Linked DNA regions of Homo sapiens: region 2 is linked to region 1. A link is a loop called in an ENCODE intact Hi-C map of the cell type or tissue named here. Cell type or tissue: chondrocyte. All regions are shown on one strand.

Evidence for each region. Peaks named below come from ENCODE experiments on the same cell type or tissue, not always from the same donor. Only the 100,000 strongest peaks of a DNase experiment are listed, where the experiment ranks them.
Region 2: a loop joins it to region 1, with 3 times the contacts of the local background. A loop is called at or near these places in 9 of 110 quality-filtered maps.

The regions. Positions count from the first base shown.
Region 1 is chr2:711,818-716,817 of GRCh38, forward strand. LOC105373358 (a long non-coding RNA gene) reads right to left here. Exons shown (of 4, transcript XR_001739247.2): 2 at 2,255-2,420. Among named protein-coding and RNA genes, the nearest start is that of TMEM18, 37 kb to the left of the region's middle. In chondrocyte, CTCF peaks have their summits at 2,647 (motif pointing right), 2,853, 4,232 (motif pointing right) and 4,432; no DNase peak of the experiment used is centred here.
Region 2 is chr2:900,850-905,849 of GRCh38, forward strand. LINC01939 (long intergenic non-protein coding RNA 1939) reads right to left here and starts at 4,602. Exons shown (of 4, transcript NR_110179.1): 1 at 4,371-4,602; 2 at 1,043-1,110; 3 at 713-869. In chondrocyte, a CTCF peak has its summit at 2,553; no DNase peak of the experiment used is centred here.

The DNA of each region.
Region 1 (5,000 bases):
TTTGTTGGCATACAACTGTTTCCAGCATTCTCTTATGATCCTTTCAACATCTGAAAGGGTGGTAGTAATGTACCCACTTTTATTTCTGTATTTGGCTATTTACAGCATCTCTCCTTTTTTAGTCAATGAGCTAAGGGTTTGATAATTTTGTTTATTCAAAAAAATGTAATCTTTGGTTTTGTTGATTCTATTTTTTTTCCTCTCATCTACTATGATGATCAGCATTTTAACCTTCAGCATCTCCGCACCTCTGCTAGCTTTGGGTTTAGTTTGCTCTTCTTTTTCTAGTAAGGTTAGGCTATCAATTGAGATCTTTTATTTTTATTTTTTTTTTTTACTTCAGGCCTTTTTACCTATAAATCTCCCTTTGAAGGTTGCTTTCTTTTCAGATCATAAGTTTTGGTAAACCTTGGTTTTGTTTGTATTTATCCCAAAGTATTTTCTAATTTCCTTTGCAATTTTTTTTCCTTTACAAATTAGTTGCTGAGGAGTGTGTTGCTTAATTTTTTGATTTCTTCATTCTATTGGTGATCAGAGACAAGGCTTTGTATGAATTCAGTCTTTTTACATTTGTCGAGGCTTGTTTCACAGATTAACATCTCTTCTATGCTGGAGAATGTTCCGTGTGCGCTTGAGATGAATGTCGGTTCAGCTGTTGGTGGGTGGGGTTTTCTGCGGGCGTCATCTAGGTCATTATCACTCCTCTGAATATTGTTCTTGTCACTACTGAAGTGAATATTGACATTTTTATGAACTCTCCTTTCCATTCTGTCAATGTTTTCTTCATATAGTGTGGGGTTTTTCTGTTTGATGTATATTTGCTTGTAATTTTTCTATCTTCTAGATCAATAAACTCTTTTATCAATTATTCTTCATCTCTTATGACCCTTTTTGACTTAAAGTCTGTTTTTCTGGTCCTGGTGCGGCACCCCAGCTCCTTCTCCATATCTTCCTGCAGGACGACTTCTCTGCCATCCCCCTCACCCTACCTATTCCTTTGGCTCTAAAGCAAATCTTGTGATTACTAGGTCATTTTAAAAATTTTGCCAAGTTTATACCTTAGCCAGTGAGTTTGATGCTTCTATGTTTAAAGTAATTAACTACAAGAAGGATCTTCTGCCATTTTTCTATTTGTTTTCAAGTCTTTGTTGTTCACGATTCCCCTTATACAGCCTTATTTTGTATTTGATTGACGTACTCTACTCCTTTGATCCTTGACTAATTTCTCGTCTGTATACACTTTTTAGTTATTTTCTTTATGCTTACCTTTGACATTACAAGTAACATTCTAATCTTACAGCGATCTATTTTGAATTGATCCAGCATAGCTTCTGGAACATACAGACTCTGCTCCTACACAGCTCTAGAGCCTGATGTTGCTGTCACAAAGGATGCCCTTGTGTGGCGTGCACCAAGTTAACAGCAATTACAGTTATTGTTTTATCCCCTCCCTGGTTTTAGTAATAGCTGGACAGACAAGATCATGGTGGAAAGAGGTACATGTGTAAATGGTGCCGGCTCTGGACAATTCTTGCTTTATATTTTGAAACTTAATTCCAGAGAAACATTTTTACAAAGCATCACGTGGCTTTGGGTTGCGATGGAGCCACGTCTAGTTCATCTCCACACTCTGGTCACCTGTATCACTGAGGGTCCAGAATGTACAGCTGCTTCTCCAGTCTCTAAAACTCTCACCTATGCCTTTCAAGTTATGTAGGAAAGGAAAAAGGGAGTTACAAACAAAAATACAATGATGCCGGCTTTTTTTTTTTTTTTTTTTGAGACGGAGTCTCACTCTGTCGCCCAGGCTGGAGTGCAGTGGTGCGATCTCAGCTCACTGCAACCTCCGCCCTCTGAGTTCAAGCGATTCTCCTGCCTCAGCCTCCTGAGTAGCTGGGATTACAGGCTCCTGCCACCGCGCCTGGCTAATTTTTTGTATTTTTAGTAGAGACCAGGTTTCACCATCTTGGCCAGGCTGAACTCTTGACCTTGTGATCCACCTACCTCAGACTCCCAAAGTGCTGGGATTACAGGCATGAGCCACCATACCCAGTGGATGCTGGCTTTTATATTTACCTATGTGATTACTTTGCCAATGTTCTTTATCTTTTTTTTTGTATGGCTTTGAGCTACTCTTTTATTTTTTAGCAATTTGGGAGAAACTTGCAACACACAGGATAGAATAGATTGTCCTACTGACACAAAAACTCCAAAATATTAGTTTCTTTAACAATAAGTGTGCTCTGTTTCTTACCACATGTGCGCTGCGGGTCAGGAGGAGGCTCTGTGCATTTCCCTCGTCAGGGCCGCGGGCTGTGGAATGCCCACCTTCAAGGGCAATACCATTGGATGAAACGCTCTGTGGATTTGCACTGTGCAACATGGCAGCCTCGAGCCACATATGGCTCTGAGCGTTTGACCTGTGACAAATGCAACCGGGAAACTGAATGTTTAATTCTATTTCATTTTAATGAATTTAAATTTAAATAGCCACATGTGGCTGGTGTCTCCTATACTGGACTGCAAAGGTCTAGAACGTGTCTGGTGTCTCTGATGAGACAAAGAACTCGGCTCTTGCTGGTTTCTTCCCAGCGATGGCAGAGTTCACTTTTCACTGGCTAAGGCAAGTCAAATGCCCCGGCACAACCTCAAGGGGGCAGAAGAGTGCAGTTTTAACAGGTGCCCAGAAGAAGGAGAACCGGAAGCATCGCTGGACATCAAGGATTCTGCAAAGCAGAGAATAAACCCCAGATTGCTTAGGGGAAACCAGCTGGGTAGCGGTTTAATGGTTGGAGGAGCATGGTCAGGGCAGTAAGTGAACACAGTACCAGGGGAATTTGTAGAGAAGAAATGAGGACCCAGGGTGAGAAATTGTTCAAGGCCAAAGACAGAAGTCGCTGGTCTCTGTCAACACTTCATCCTCAGGGCCTGCCTGCATGCTCAAGGGACCCTGGTTGCATGGCTGTGCAGGTGGCCCGAGCTGCCCAAACCTTGCTCTGGCACAGAGGCAGGCCCGTCAGGCGTGTTCCATCTCCCTGTTGTGTGACTATAAGAGAATTACCTGAGACTGGGTAATTTATAAGAAAAAATGTTTATTTAGCTCACTGTTCTGCAGGTTGAGAAGTTCAAGGGCCTGGCCTTGGCTCCCTGTGAGGGTTTCTGAGCTGGGTCATAACATGATGGAGAAGGTCAGAGGAGAAGTGAACAGATGTGGAGAGGACCAAGCAGAAGGAGAATCTGCACCTTGTAACAACAGTTCCAGTGGGAGCCAGTCCAGTCTCTGAGAGTGAAGCCACACTCAATACCTCACAAAGAAGGATTCAGTCCCAGGACATAAACACCTCCTGCCAGGATGTAAACACCTCCCACCAGGCCCCACCTCCAAACACTAACACATTGAGGATCACGTTTCACATGGAACTTGGTGGAGATGGCAAACCACGTCCAAACCACAGTCAGCTTCCTCACCTCCTGCAGTGCATCCTTGGCTGAGTTTACTCAGTATACCCAGGATGCTCATGTCCACTCACCAGATCTTCCATCTCATGCACCCTCACCTTCCAGATGCAGCTGCAGTAGTCCTCACCTCCACCCACCAGATCTGCTTCCATCCCATGCACCCTCGCCTTCCAGATGCAGCTGCTGTGATCACGTCCACCCGCTAGATCCTCTTCCATCCCATGCACCCTCACCTTTCAGATGCAGCTGGAAGCATGTGAAGCATAATAAATAAACTCAACTTAACCTCGTCTCTTATTACATCAAACCCCCGAGTTGGTGGTGTAAGTTGCCTAATTCTGGCTTTGGATCCCAGCTCCATTGCTTTTTTACTTGACCCTGCGTGAGTTCCTTAAGCTCCTGTGTGGCTTCAGGCAAAGTGTCTGGCCTTCCTCGGTCTTGCTTGGCACATTTGTGAGCCGAGTAAAATATATTATAAACTATTAATCCATAGGGAACAATGATCATGGTGTATTTTATTTTAGCTTTTATTTCAAAACACGATTAAGGAATGCATAATTTTCCTTTAATCATTTGTTTATATCTTTTCAACTTACTTAGATTTATTCTCTATTAACTAATTTTTGTTACTATTGTAATAATCAATAATTAGAAAAATAACCTAGCCATCACTGATTATTCGTGGGATTCAGGAACCCAATGATTTCCCTGAGAATCACCTTGCTGTAGGGACTGAGGGGAATTTTCCTGTTACTGAGCCTGGCCACTAGATGGATGCATGACCACCTCACTTTAGCTTTCTCGACTTTCAGTCCTAAAAAGACTTACAAGGATTCTGCACCTTTTCTCCCACCTCCCCCGTTCCTTGAATGGTGAATTTCTATAACATTTGATAACTGTTCTTTTAATAATTCTTGACCCTTTCTGTGCTTTCATTTAACCTCAAGTCTAGATTATTATTCAAATTGACTCATTTGGTAAAAATATATTGGGTATCTATCATGCAGCAACAGCTTAATGGGATCCCTCGTGAAGCCGTCAAGTGCTGAAGCTGTGAAAGCTGGGGCCGGCGGATCGGGTCGGGACTGCCGCTGTGATCACTTTTAGGCCAGCGTCAGCAGAAGCCTGTGTGATTGCAGGCAGATCTACGCTGTCTTTCAAACGTGGTGACACCGAGGTACAGCGTGGGGGACACGCAGCAGGGTTAAGGGTGTGGGGGGAGCTTGTTCGTCCTCCTTGGAAACCATGACACGGGGAAGGGGATTTAGGCCTCCTCAGTTCCACACTCCTCCTTTCTAGAGGCCAAGGCAGCCCTTTGATCAAGGTCACATTGCTCCTTAGAGGCAGCTCAAAAGCAGTTTCAGGAGGGAGCTCTCCACGTCTTTTTAGAGACAAATCTCCTCCGTGTGAGGGTCTCTGAAGCGGCAGGGTCCGTGGGGCCAGTGAGGCTGACTTCGTGGCTGGGCCCCCACAGTACAGCCACGATGACAGGGATGGGACAGCTGCACAGAGGTCAGTGAGCCCTGGGGATGAGGGGAGGA
Region 2 (5,000 bases), 190 kb after region 1:
GTATTTAGATACAAATCTTTTATTATCATGCAATAAATATTTCTATGATTCATAGTAGAAATGCTTTTGCAATTCATGATTGAAAGTCTAAATGGGAGAATATTGATCCTCATATGTCTCTATTCACATACATAACCTGACATTTCATTTAGAATGTAAACCATATAGGTAGGTTAATAGTTGTGATGTTATTGCTTCTTGATATTTAAAGAAAACATATTCAATGATCCAATAAATGAAGTCCATATGTATTGGCTCTAGATAGAAGATAAGGAATATGTTACTTTAATTTTGCTTTGGATACTACACTTTATTTGGTGATGAAAATATACAACTGAAGATTTTGGAAAAAGTCTAAAATCCTTTATTATTCTAACATTGTATGACTTGAGTTACCCACTGGCTGCAAGAAATTCTGGTAGGCAGCACAAGGAAATCATACAATAAAGACTAAAATCAGTGGGAAGTTGGTAGATTTGTGGACTTCTACCCAGTGACAAATTATGTAGAATTTTTAGAAAGTTCATTTTCACTGGTAGAATTATCTAAACTTTTAAAGCAAAAACTAAATAATGTATTTTAATGATAGATTTTCATGGTGGAGAGTAAAGAAAGAACATTGAAAACCCACTAAAACCCCACAATCATTTCCTTTTTTTGTGGGGCGGGGAGCTTTATTATCAGTCAGCCTGTAATTTAGTTGATAAATTACCTGCATGTCTTCCTTTCCCTTTCCCTGGAAATAAAACAAAATAAGAGAGGAAGGTGCACTCTCCAACATTCGGCTGCACAGGCCAGGCTGCGTTCCTCCGCCAGGCATGTGATGTTTGGACAGGGGTGCTATTTTCTCTCTCAGAGTCCATCTGTGACTAGAGTAAAGTGAAAGGTTTAAAACCCATGAGTTGTATATATTATTATAAAAGGAAGGGCCTGGCCAGGTGCGGTGGCTCACACCGAGGCAGGTGGATCATGAGGTCAGGAGTTCGAGACCAGTCTGGCCAAGATGGTGAAACCCCATCTCTACTAAAAATGCAAAAATTACCTGGGTGCGGTGGCGGGCATCTGTAATCCCAACTACTCAGGAGGCTGAAGCAGGAGAATCGCTTGAACCTGGGGAAGCAGAGGTTGCAATGAGCTGAGATCATGCCACTGCACTCTAGCTGGGTGACAGAGCAAGACTGTGTCTCAAAACACAAACAAAAAAAAAAAAAAAAGGAAGGGCCTGATTGTTCATTTATTCATTTGTTCAATTAAAATTTCACTAAAAAAATTATTTTACAAGAAGATGCTAAAACATTGTTTTGTGTTTTTCTAATTTAAAAAAAGCAGTAGATGTTGATTATCTTTCCAGCCATGATGAAGTAACTGAGGCAGGCTTAACGTTCTGATGTAAACAACTACAAAATTGGGCAGAAGACAAGAGGCTGGGCATAGGATCCTGTGCTCACACCTCCATTAGGGGGTTTCTGGGATGCAGCCCCACTGTGGCCTCACTCTGCAGGTCACTCTTGAGAAGTCAGATGCCTACTTTGTTCTTTGGCCTGGATGAGGAATGTGATATTTTATCTTCAGGCCCTTAGGATTGTGTTTCATTATCTTTAAAGTTCAATAGTTTTATCTGGCTATGTCTTGGTTAAATATGCCAGGCCAGTTCCTGCAGGTCTCAGTAGGCCCTTCTGACATGTAGCGTCAATGCTTCTTTTGTTTCTGGAAAAGTTATCTAACTCTGGTTTCTCTAGCTCTGGCCCTAGGTTTGTTCAGGACTCCAGTTAGACATATGCTGGCTCTTTGTTGGCTCTCTTGCATGTCACCAATGTCACTCTGACCCTTTTTTTAATATAACTCATTTTGATAGTTCATTTTATGTGTCAACTTGCCTGGGCTATGGGGTGCCCAGGTTTTTGGTCAAACATTATTCTGGGTGTTTCCATGAGGGTGTCAGTGCCTGAGATTAATTTACTTTGGTGGACTTTAAGTAAAAAGCAGATTCCATAACATGGGGGTTGCACCAGGCCTTGCACCCCTAAAGGCCTAAAGACCCCCACTCCCTGGCTCTGAGAGAACTCTGCAGCCCACCTGCTTCAGACTCCAGCTGGAGCGTTGGCCCTCCTGGGTCTCTGGCCACCAGCCCAACCTGCAAACTGTGGACTTGCCAGCCCCATAATTACGTGAGCTCACTCTTCCTTCCAGGGATTCTGTTTCACTGGAGAACTCTCATAAATCATTTTAATTTTAATTTTTGTTGTTTTCTTGCCTTTCTTGAATGTCTCAAATTGTCACTCAATCCAACCATTCTTGGTTTTGGTCATTTTTATATTTCCTACTAAAAAGTCCTTTTCCTTGTTCAACCAACTGCTTGGTAAGGATATTTAATTTAAGGTGCAGTATTGTGCTCAGTTCCCTTCTCTGTCACGGTTGTTTTTTGGCAGTGCATTTTTATCACCTGAAATGGCTTGATTCTCATTTTGTGTTTTCTTCTACTAATAGCTTTTTATAACGCTGGGCTGCTTTTGTTTACTTATTTCTTCTGACCGTTAGAGGCAGCGGATAGGATTCCTTGTTCAAGAGCTCTCTCTTCTGTCAGTGCAGCAGCATTCTGTTTCTCGCTGCTGTCCTGGGGGAAAGTGGTGTGTCATCTGGTTTCTGCTCCTCTTTGGTCTTGCAGAACCCCACATTTTCCTCTCTTGCTTCTCTTTATTTCTTCACTCCTCTGCTTCCTAAGGGTCCTTCTTCCTTCTGATTTACCCTTTTCTTCAGAGGCAAAGCAGCTCTGGGCATGCCACGTGGGTCCTGGAGATGCATGTCTCCCTTCCCTGGAGCTGCCAGCCCCTGGGAGGCTTCTCTGCAGTTTTACCACCACAAAGTGGGTTTTGCTTAACGGCAGCTCCTGCTCCTTTTCTCCATGTCCCTCCTGTCCATGTGCCTGGACTTTCCTCAGTGTCCACCACTGTGTTACCTTTGGGATCAAAGGTAGTCGATCTGCTGTTGTATGTTGATTATTTCACCTGCAGGTGATTGAAACACACCACCTCTCTCTCCCAGGCTTGCCAAGGGAAGAGTTCTACGTAAAGTTGTTCTTCATGCTCATCTGCATAGTTATCTTGGAGATGTTTGAAAAGATTTAGATTCAGGTGGCTGCCAATATCTTCAGGCAACCCAAAGTCAAATTAACGTTTTTATTTTATGTAAATCAATGATTAGAAAATTGATTTTACATATTTTACATAATTATCACCATGGGACTCATTATTTTGTTGCCACTCGTCAACCTGTTAATTCTGCATTTATAGTGATTTGTAATAGTTTTTCTAATTAAGGCAAACTAAACGAAATCAGTTAATAACGAAGTAGATTTTATCCCTCATGTACGCTAATATAGACTAACATGAAATCCCATAATTTATCTTATCTCAAAGCACATTTTTATACCAGGCAGCTGATTTGGTTTCTGCCCTCAGTCTATTCTCTCTCACACAGACTCCCCTTTTCTTTTTCTCTGTTTCTGTTTTTCCTGTCCTTCGCACCCTCAGCAGGGAGCTCAACTTCCTGGCACTATTCTCACACACATGTCAGGTGTAAACATCTTTATGGGGGAAACAGGCTCTGGCTGTCTCACAAAGCTTTAGTTGTCATGCACATGTAACACTTTCATTCACTTCTTAAAGGTGATTTACATGAGCCTCGCACAGCTGAGACGTATTTCGCTGCTTACTAAACCTTGAATGATGGTGCGTCATTCTCATTAAAACAAGGAAGCACAGGAAGGTGGAAGTATAAATTTTTGTGAGTGTTTCTGGCCCACTATGAAAGTGCGACAGCGGGCATGGCTGTCTAGGCCTCCCTGGCAGCACTGGTGTGGGGGCTCCCAGGAAGGAGTAGAGGAGGGTTAGGAAAAGGATGGGAGGGCCACGGGCCTGGCAGCTGAGCAGCACCTGGGCCCTCACAGCTCAGATTGCAGAGCAAAGAGGGAGCCACGTGTGGAGGGTGGGGAACATGGAGCGAGAAGGGGAGGGAAGCACAAAAGGGAGCACAAGAGGAGAGAATGGAGGGGAGCATGGGAGGGAGCATAGAAGGGGGCATAGAGGAAACACAAAGGGAGCACTGGGGAGAGCATGAGAGGAACAGGGGAAGCACAGGCGAGGTAGCACAGGGGGGAGCACTAAGAGAGCACACCGCGGAGCTGCCTCCACCCAGGCCTGGCATGAGCAGGGTTGACCCCAGAGCCCAGACCCTTCCCCCAGGAGCACAGGGAACAGGCAGTGTTCCCCCACAGTGGGGGCGGGAAGGAGAGTCCAAGGGCCAAGGAAGGGCTGATGGTCCATTTCCTGTGGAATTGCGCCAACCTGATGGCATCCATAAGGCACACTTACCATGCTTGGGTTCTGTGGTCAAGTCCAGAAGAGGCACGTCCTGCTCAGGGCCCCATCGGCTACCCTCCGTCCCCAGTACCTGGAACTATGTATGGCACCAGCCCTGGGGCAGGCACGGGCCTTGGCTTCTGAGCTCCAGGGATGCCCCAGACCCCCTCCCTTAGCTTCTGCTTCTTGGCCTCACATCCAACTGCTGCAACGGCACCTCTGCACCTGCTGGTGGGGGTGACGCCTGTCCCTTCTGCACCTGCCAGCCAGGGATTATGACCTGTCCTTTCTGTACCTGCCAGACAAGGATTATGACCTGTCCCTTCTGCACCTGCTGGCTGGGGATTATGACCTGTCCCTTCTGTACCTGCCAGGTCGGGGGTGATGCCTATCCTTTCTGCACCTGCTGGCTGGGATTATGACCTGTCCCTTCTGCACCTGCCGGCTGGGGGTTACGACCTGTCTCTTCTGCATGTGCTGGCCAGAGGTGATGTCTGTCCAGTCCACATATGCCGGCATGGGGGCTGACTGGTCTGTCTCTCTACATCTGTGGGCTGTGGTGACTGGTCTGTCTCATCTATCATCTACACCCACCAGCTGGGTATAATGCCACAGACTCTGCCTGCTCCTGCGCTGGCACAT